2 separate regions of the Mus musculus genome follow, and region 1 is linked to region 2. The links are chromatin loops, found by intact Hi-C in ENCODE. Cell type or tissue: heart. All regions are shown on one strand.

Evidence for each region. Peaks named below come from ENCODE experiments on the same cell type or tissue, not always from the same donor. Only the 100,000 strongest peaks of a DNase experiment are listed, where the experiment ranks them.
Region 1: it touches region 2 in a loop (2.0-fold over the local background); 1 of 42 quality-filtered maps calls a loop at or near these places.

The regions. Positions count from the first base shown.
Region 1 is chr14:34,500,698-34,504,697 of GRCm38, reverse strand. Bmpr1a (bone morphogenetic protein receptor, type 1A) reads left to right here and starts at 2,152. Exons shown (of 13, transcript NM_009758.4): 1 at 2,152-2,303. In heart, no CTCF peak of the experiment used is centred here; DNase peaks (open chromatin) are centred at 1,497 and 1,877; H3K4me3 peaks cover 3,205 bases; H3K27ac peaks cover 3,837 bases.
Region 2 is chr14:34,376,344-34,380,343 of GRCm38, reverse strand. All of the region lies in intron 1 of Mmrn2 (multimerin 2), which reads right to left. Among named protein-coding and RNA genes, the nearest start is that of Mmrn2, 2.8 kb to the right of the region's middle. In heart, no CTCF peak of the experiment used is centred here; DNase peaks (open chromatin) are centred at 1,283, 1,643 and 3,023; H3K4me3 peaks cover 2,477 bases; H3K27ac peaks cover 2,937 bases.

The sequences.
Region 1 (4,000 bases), 120 kb before region 2:
TTGGACCTTGAAGTGTTGCCTTTGACTTTGGGGGCCAGACCATACGTGTCCAGATGTCTCCTTGGGCTTCTGGCTCTGTTCATTTAGTGGGCAGGCAAACCGGAGAAACAGGCTGGCATGCTGATACATGCCAGGAACCCAAAAGCAAACCATGTCCTGGCCCAGTTCACTTGGCTGTGGACTGTGATGTGCTAAGGAGTTAAGTCTGGGTACTAGGTGAGTTGATTTAAGGAGAACGTGAGAAAGCCAAGCTACAGTCCCAAACACTTGAAAAGGATCTTTTTTTTGTGGAGAAGAAAGCTATGACTTAATAAAGCTCCGTGCCCACTTTGCTCTTATTTCAGTAGCATGTAACTCAAATCAGGCAACACCAGTGTGTGTATTCCAGTCTTGGTACACTAAAGCTCCAACCTGAGATTCTTGTCTATTTCACAGACTGATTCTAGCCCGCAAATCAAATTAGGATGCAGAAGTCACACCATTTGGTTCACTTGCCATGGTCTTCTCTGTCATAACACATGGATAGGCATAAGGCCTTTGGCCAACGAGTTCAAATCTCTTAGAACAAAAGGTCTGCTCTTTCTTTTCAAATTCAAGAGGGGTGGTATATAGAAATATCCGGAAAGAAAAGTCACCATTTTTAGTGGATGCAAGAAACCTCTCTGATATCACACTATTCCTTCAGTGCAGTGAGAATATTGCAATGACTCAAGACCCAGACAGCTCAGAAAAAAGACGAGAGAATGTGACTCAAATGTAACAAAAGACAATGGAGGCACTGATGGCCCTAAAGGCAAAAGCTGACGGAGGAGAAAGGGGGCACGAAGGACAGTTAGTTAAAACTAGAATATAAGGGACTGTACATATTTTCAGCTGAATATGAGGGAATACCGTGGGATCTAAGTTTTGTTTTGCTTTTTCCCTCCAGGCCAGAATGTGTGTAAATACACAAGTATGAAGTGCCTGGCACAGTTTCTTCCTTCACTCTTTCTTCTGTCTATTTTAAACAATTTCCCAAGAGATTTATAGTTTTCTCAGAAAAGTGAATTAACAGAACGAATACGAAATATTTGTTGAAATACTTAAACGGAAGAGGTTATATATTTAACGACTGGTTTAAAAAGGGATTATCTTTTCCTTCTTCATCCACAGGCCACTGAATACTTTTAAGGGCATTTTGCATGGCGAATGAGAGGGGAAAGGGAGAAAAGAGGTAGTGACAGTTCTTTGCATTTTTCTAAAAGGATGGAAAGAGCCTCGGGAGGGTATCCGAGGTCACTCGGCTGAGCCAAAGGTGGATTGAGAGTCGTATTTATAGTCCGCTGACTTCAGTTCAGCCGGCTCTCGCCGCTCCTTATCTTACGCCCGAGGAATTCGCAGGCCCGCGGATCACAAGCCACCCCAGCGGCGGGGCCCCCGGGCCGAAACCAGGCTTTCGCTACGTGATCCGGAGAACGCGTGCACCTCCACGTTCCTCCCGGCGGGCCAGAACCAGAGAGCACCGGGGGACGGGGAAGGGAGGGGGTGAGTAATGAATGCAGTGTGCCTTACATCTTTCTTTGCAACCACAACTACGAGACGGGCAACCGATCCCGCACCGGGAGCCTCGGTGCCCTCGGAGCCACCGGGCCGCTTCTCCCGTGGAGCCCGAGCTCCGGCTCTAGAAGGAGTGTGCCCGCATCGTCCACTTCACGCAGCTTTGCCCCAGTGGGCCCCTCCGTCACGCGTGCGGTGGCGGCGGCGGCGTGCGCTGAGGGGCGACCCCCTCCCCTCGGCAAACCTGGCGCCCCCGTGCCGGCGGCCGGGCCTCCTTCCCGGCAGAGGGGCGCCGAACTCCACGGGCCCTTCGGGCGCTTCCGCCGAGCTCTCGGCTCGGTTCGTGTCCGGGGCGGGGCCGGCGCCCCGGCGCGGGTGCGCGCAGAGCTGGCGGGCCCTTCCCAGTGCGCGCGCGCCGGCGCCTCTTGCTCGCCCGAGCCGCCCCTCCCCCCTCCCCCGCTGCCCCTCCCCCGCCCCGCGAACGAGCGAGCGTCCTCCGCGGCTGAGGCGGCAGAGATTGGAATCTGCTTGCCCGCCGCGCGGAGGAGGAGGAGGAGGAGGGCGGAGGGAGGAGGGAAGGGCGGGGAGGGAGGCTCGAGCTCCCGCGCGTCGGCCCCGCGCGAGACGACGACTGTACGGCCGCGCGAGGGGCGACCGGGCCCGGGCCGCTGCACGCCGAGGGCGGAGGCCGAGCCGGGCCCCGCCGCCCCGCGGCTGTCCGTGCCCGCCCGCGCCGAGCGCCGGAGGATGAGTTTCTCGGGATCCCGGTGAGTTGGCGGGTGGCGACGGAGTGCGGGTGCGCCGCGGGAGGCCGGCGAAGTTTGGGGGCGACGGTGGCGGCGCAGGGGAGGCCGCGACGCGCCTCCGCGGGGCCTGCGGGAGAGACCCCCCGGCCCCGCGGCCCGGCCCGCCCGCGCTTGCCCTTTTGTTCGCCTTCGCACCACTCCGGGGACGCTTCTGGAAGCCTTAAATGGGAACGGTGCTCTGCTCCCGCTCCGGAGCTGCGCGGCGGCTGCTGCGGGGACTGGGTCTCGGGACCCTGCTAGAGAACGAGAACGAAGCGTGTTCAGTGCGGGGACGGAGGCCGGGCGAAGTGCTCGGCCCGCCCGCCAACTTGGCTGCGGGAAGGCGCCGGGTTTCCCCCTCCGTCCCTGCGAGTTGGTTCACCTGTTGTTCTGCGCGGCCTCCGCTGCCATGTCTGTTGTGATTCTGCACTTCGATTTCGTAAAACTTTGTGCTGGGTTGCGTTACATCCCCCCAACCCCCGTTTCAGACTCCTAGCGGAAAGATCTGGCAAAGAAAAGGAAAATTAAAAATTAAAAAAAAAAAACCAAAACCAAAAATCCCAAACCTCCAACGCGGCAGGGAAGAAAAATAATAACGCCGTGTGTTAGTCGTGCCTGGCGTTTTTGTGACTTGTAAGTCGTGGTGTGGATCTTTTTCATTTGGTTAAAGAGCTGCAGGCTTTCTCTTTTAAACAGCTTACAAACCGTTCTGACTACATGATACGAACTTAGCACCGGTGTCACGCCATTTACTTCTTAAGATAACCCTGGTTATTGTATTCTTTGTTGCTTTAGAAGAGGAAACCGAGACGCAGAGGTTTAAATAACTTAGATAAGTGAGCCGGGATTGAACCCAGGGACGTCGTATTCAAGAGTATGGCCTTCTTACTAAAGCAAAATTGTGCAAAGACCTAGGAGCGTTGTCTAGTTATTCACGAACTCCTGTGTTGCTTCAGTTGTAAACCGACTTGTGTTTGCTCGTGAGGGGAAATTAAACTTCGAGATAAAATAAAAGGTAATTTAATGCTTATCATTGTTCTCGAACTAAAAGATGTTGAACAAAACTATCTTAGTTTTTGTTTTTTTGTTTTTTTTTTAGTGTCAGAACTAAACTATGAACACTTCTTGGGAACCCAGAGTTTATGGAAAACAGATTTAAAATTGGAATGGGTTTTTAATTAAACCTGTACTCTGTTTTATATCCTCGCCGCCGCCCCCCCCCCCCCAAATCTAGGGGGAGACCTTTTTAACTTTCTTTCCTTCTCCCTACCCTTTTAAGAGTGAAGAGTTCACTGGTTGATCTTTGGTTTGGATTTCTTCTCCATTCTATTTTCCTTCTAGAGGACCTCCTCCCACTTACTAGTTAACATTTTGATTCATTTCCTTTTCTTACCGATTGGGGCATGAATTATCCTCTCTGTTGTCTTGTTGTTTTTGTTGTTGTTGTTCCTGTTGTGTTGATACAGAGTTTCAATACATAGCTCAGGCTGGCCTTCAAGTGGCTGTAGACCAGGCTGGTATTGGATTTTTAAAAGTACACATGTACTTAGGATCTTATAGTTTACAAAAACTTTTCTATAATTTTGCTCTTCTCTCAGGCTGTTATATTTTCTTTTCAAATCATATTAACATTTTGAAGTTTTTTCTTACAAAAGTAATAAATAGTCACTAAAGAGAAA
Region 2 (4,000 bases):
TAGAGATCATCTTATTAAGGGAAATAAGCCAGGTTGGAGAGATGGCTCAGCACTTAAGAGCACTGACTGCTCTTCCAAAGGTCTTGAGTTCAAATCCCAGTAACCACGTGGTGGCTCACAACCATCTGTAATGGTACATAAAATAAATAAATAAATCTTTGGGCCAGAGTGAGCTGGTCTGGAGAGGACAACCATCCATAATGAGATATGACACCCTCTTCTGGAGCGTCTGAAGACAGACAGCTACAGTGTACTCGCATATAATAAGTAAATAAATCTTTAAAAAAATGGGGGGAGGGAATAAGCCACACTCAGGAAAACAAATCCCTCATATGCACAACCAAGACCTAAAAACAAAGAGGAACTGAAGACAGAAACAGAAGAGGAGGAAGATGACAGGACAAGGGAGGGAGGGAGAGCAGCGGAGAGGGCAACAGGGTGTGAATACAATCAAATACATAATAGGAATTATGCAAATGTCACAATTGGGGCTAGGGAGGTGGCTCGATGGGAAGAACAAGAGCTTGAGTCTGCAGCAGGTTCTGAGTTCAAATCCCAGCAACCACATGGTGGCTCACAACCATACATAATGAGATCTGACTCGCTCTTCTGGTGCGTCTGAAGACAGTTACAGTGTACTTAGATAATAAATAAATCTTTAGGCTGGAGCGATCAACCTTCATTCCCAGCAACAACATGATGGTTCATAACCATCAGTACAGCTACAGTGCACTCATATACTTAAACTAAATAAATAAATCTTTAAAAAAAAAAAAAAAGAAAAAGAGTTTGAGTCTGCATTGTCAGCATCCATGTCAGCCAGGCATGGAAGCATGCACTCCCCAGCATTTGGGGAGGCAGAGACAAGGGGTGTGTAGGCCCATCAGTGTAGCTGAAATCACACACACACACACACACACACACACACACACACACACACACAGGACAGAGAGACAGGGAGAATGTCATGGACCAGAGAATGTCCTGGGATGCACAAGGCTGATACCATACTCCAACAATAAGGAATTATCTAGTCCAGACTACCTCAGAACAAGTCTAAACAAGCCCTACACCTTGGAGCTTGTTCACGAGCCCAGGAGGGCTGGCGTGCCTGACATGCCCTGACCTGATCCAGCCTGCTTGCAGTGACGGGACTTTCCAGCTCTCGCTCCTGACCTGAAAGCCATGCTGCCCACCCTTCCTGCCCAGGAACTTTCTCTTCTGAGCTGCCACACTGCTGTTGGCTCTTCCCTTCCTTGGCAACTCCGTGCTTGACATAGCACAGGCAGGCAGCCTCGAAGTCCTGGGAAAATTCCTAACCTTTGCTTTGGTTTCCTCCAGCTCTTGGCAGCTCCTGGTGGGCCCTCGGCATGTGCCTCGGGCTAGACATGCTCAAGTGCCCCATTGTTCTCACTGCCCTGCCTCAGGCCTGCTCCTTCTTCTGCACCTCCCATGAGGAGACCTGCAAGCTGTGCAGAGGATAAGGTGCCAGTCAAAAGTGAGGTAGGGTCTGTCCCCAACCCTGTGTGGCACACACAGGAGGGGATGCTGAGCCTGAGCCGGAGCTGGGAAACCTGAAACTCTCCTCCCCTTTCCTTCCTGGACTCTGGTGACCTTGAGTCAGGCCCTCCTCCCACTCCTGGAAATGTGCAGAGGCCGAATCCCTGGAGACACAGAAGGGGGTTGTGGGGAGGCTGACAGGGCCTGTTGCAGGGAGGGGCTGGTGCTTTCTACATAATGGATGTGCTTGGGCTGTGAAGCTGCCTTTGTAAGAGCGTCTTTGCTGGCCAAAGAGCCCATCTCTTCAGGTTCCTTTCAGCTGGAGGCTGCCCCGTCTGGCAGCCATGTTTTCTGAGGCCTGCATCTAGCTGTTAATGTGACAGCCCAAGGAAGTACTCCTCCTTGAACCAGGAGTAGTGGAGTGGTGTTGTGTCTCCGCAGGAAGCCCAAAGCCCATCTAACAGGCAGCTTGGGTTTGGGACTCCCTGACCGTGAGCCTAGAGGGCTCAGCACTGGTCTGTGGGGTTCTGCCTATACCCAGAACCCTGTGCTCAAGAGCGAGAACAGGCACAAGAGTATATGTGTTGGCTCCACTCTGCTGCTGTGTGTCCTCTAGCTATGTGCTGAACAGCTCTGGGCCTTGAGCTAGCAGCTACGATAGTCCCTAGTGTTCCTTCCATTAGGTGGAGCCTGCTACTGGGAGTAACGTTATAAAATCACACTCTACATGGGGGTGGGTCAGGACAGAGAACACCAGGCTCCAACTATGAGATCTGAGGCTCTGAATGGAATCAAAGTAGAAGACAGCCCATCTCTTCAGGTTCAGCATGGCCTCTACCACAGACCCAGCCTCTCTGGAGCAGCTGACTTGGGTCTGGAGAGTCCATATTCTCTATACACAACCCCACCAAGGAGCTGGGAAGAGCCGGGTGGTGGTGGCGCATGCCTTTAATCCCAGCACTCGGGAGGCAGAAGCAGGTGGATTTCTGAGTTCGAGGCCAGCCTGGTCTACAGAGTGAGTTCCAGGACAGCCAGGGCTACACAGAGAAACCCTGTCTTGAAAAACAAAAAGGAGCTGGGAAGAACCAAGGTACTCCTTGCTAGTTTGCTGGCCCTGCCTCTGCAGGATCTCCAGGGGCTTGGGAAACAGCTAACCAGGTCCCTCTTCTGCCCTGGGACCTGGCAGCCTGGGCACGCAGGGTGTGGAGGCACCAAGTTGTTTTGTTTTACCGTTCTTCCAAAAGCTCTTATCCCTGTGAGTCCAGAGCCTGCCTGGCCCCTGACCTATGGAATTGGGGGGCCCAAATAGAAAGCAGGAGGCCTGGCTCTAACAGCAGAGACTTTAATGATTGATGCCGATGCTGCATTCCCCCAACCCTGCCCCCCACTCTGTTGATGGAGTAGTGGAACACAGCGCCTGGATCCCCCCACAACCCCCTTCCCCTTCTGCCCAAGGACCTGAGCAGCACTTCCGCCTCCTGTCACAGGAACTTGGGAAGCAGTCAGCCCAGGAAGCTGCTGTGTTTCCTTCCTTTCCCACCAGGCTCTCTAGATACTTCAATAACTTGGATGGTGGGGTCCAAGCTTCTTGGGATATGAAAAGGAAACCCCGGAAGGCAGGAGCCCTAGCTTGGGTGACCTGGGTATTCCTGAGCCCAGCTCACTATGCACAAACCCCTCTAGTCCCTAGAGTCTGGCACAACTCCACCTAGGGAAAGATGGAGGGTCCTCTAATCCCAGGGGCTAAGGGAACAAACAGACCTTCTCCACACCCAGGGGGAATGAAGAACAAGGACCAGGACTCCTCCCTTCTGGCCCCTCAAGCTCCTCCATCTTTCCTTTGGAGACTGGGACCTGCTCCTGGTGGCTCTAGGGAAGAGAGAGGGTTGGTCCCTGGTCCTGAAGTCAGAGGTAGATGGTAGGACTGACTGCCTCCGTGAACAGTCGCCTTGTGTTTGTGAGCCTGTGGTAAAACTAGGGATGAACAGGACACCCCTTTCTCCCTACACCACCAGACCCACCCCTTCTTCACGAAACAGCACATATGTCCTCTCACGAGGCAGCCTCTCCATGGCCAGGCCTGCTTTCCAGAAAGCTCCCAACAGCTATTCCCCTAAAAGAGTCAGAAGCAGACAGAAACCTGGTCCAGGGGATTTGTCTGGGAATTCTGTTACAGTCCCTTTTCTATGTAGTGGGGAGGCTGGGGCGGGGGGGTGGTAGGGGTAGGAGGGGGATGTTGGCCGTTTACCCTACAGATCCGACAGTTTCCACTCTGAGAGTTAGGTATGAAAGCAAGGGTCCAGCTCTCTGTGCCTGTGACCCAGGGTAGATGACTCAAGCACTGTGAGCCTCAGGCCCCGCCACTGTGAATCAGGCTGCTAGGGGAGAGGAATGGGGAGAATACCTGAAAAGTGGAGCCCCAGAGGCTATCCCAGGAAGTGGCATCTGCGTGCCACCTTGAACATGTCGAGACATGAGACTCCAAACCCTGAGGGACAGA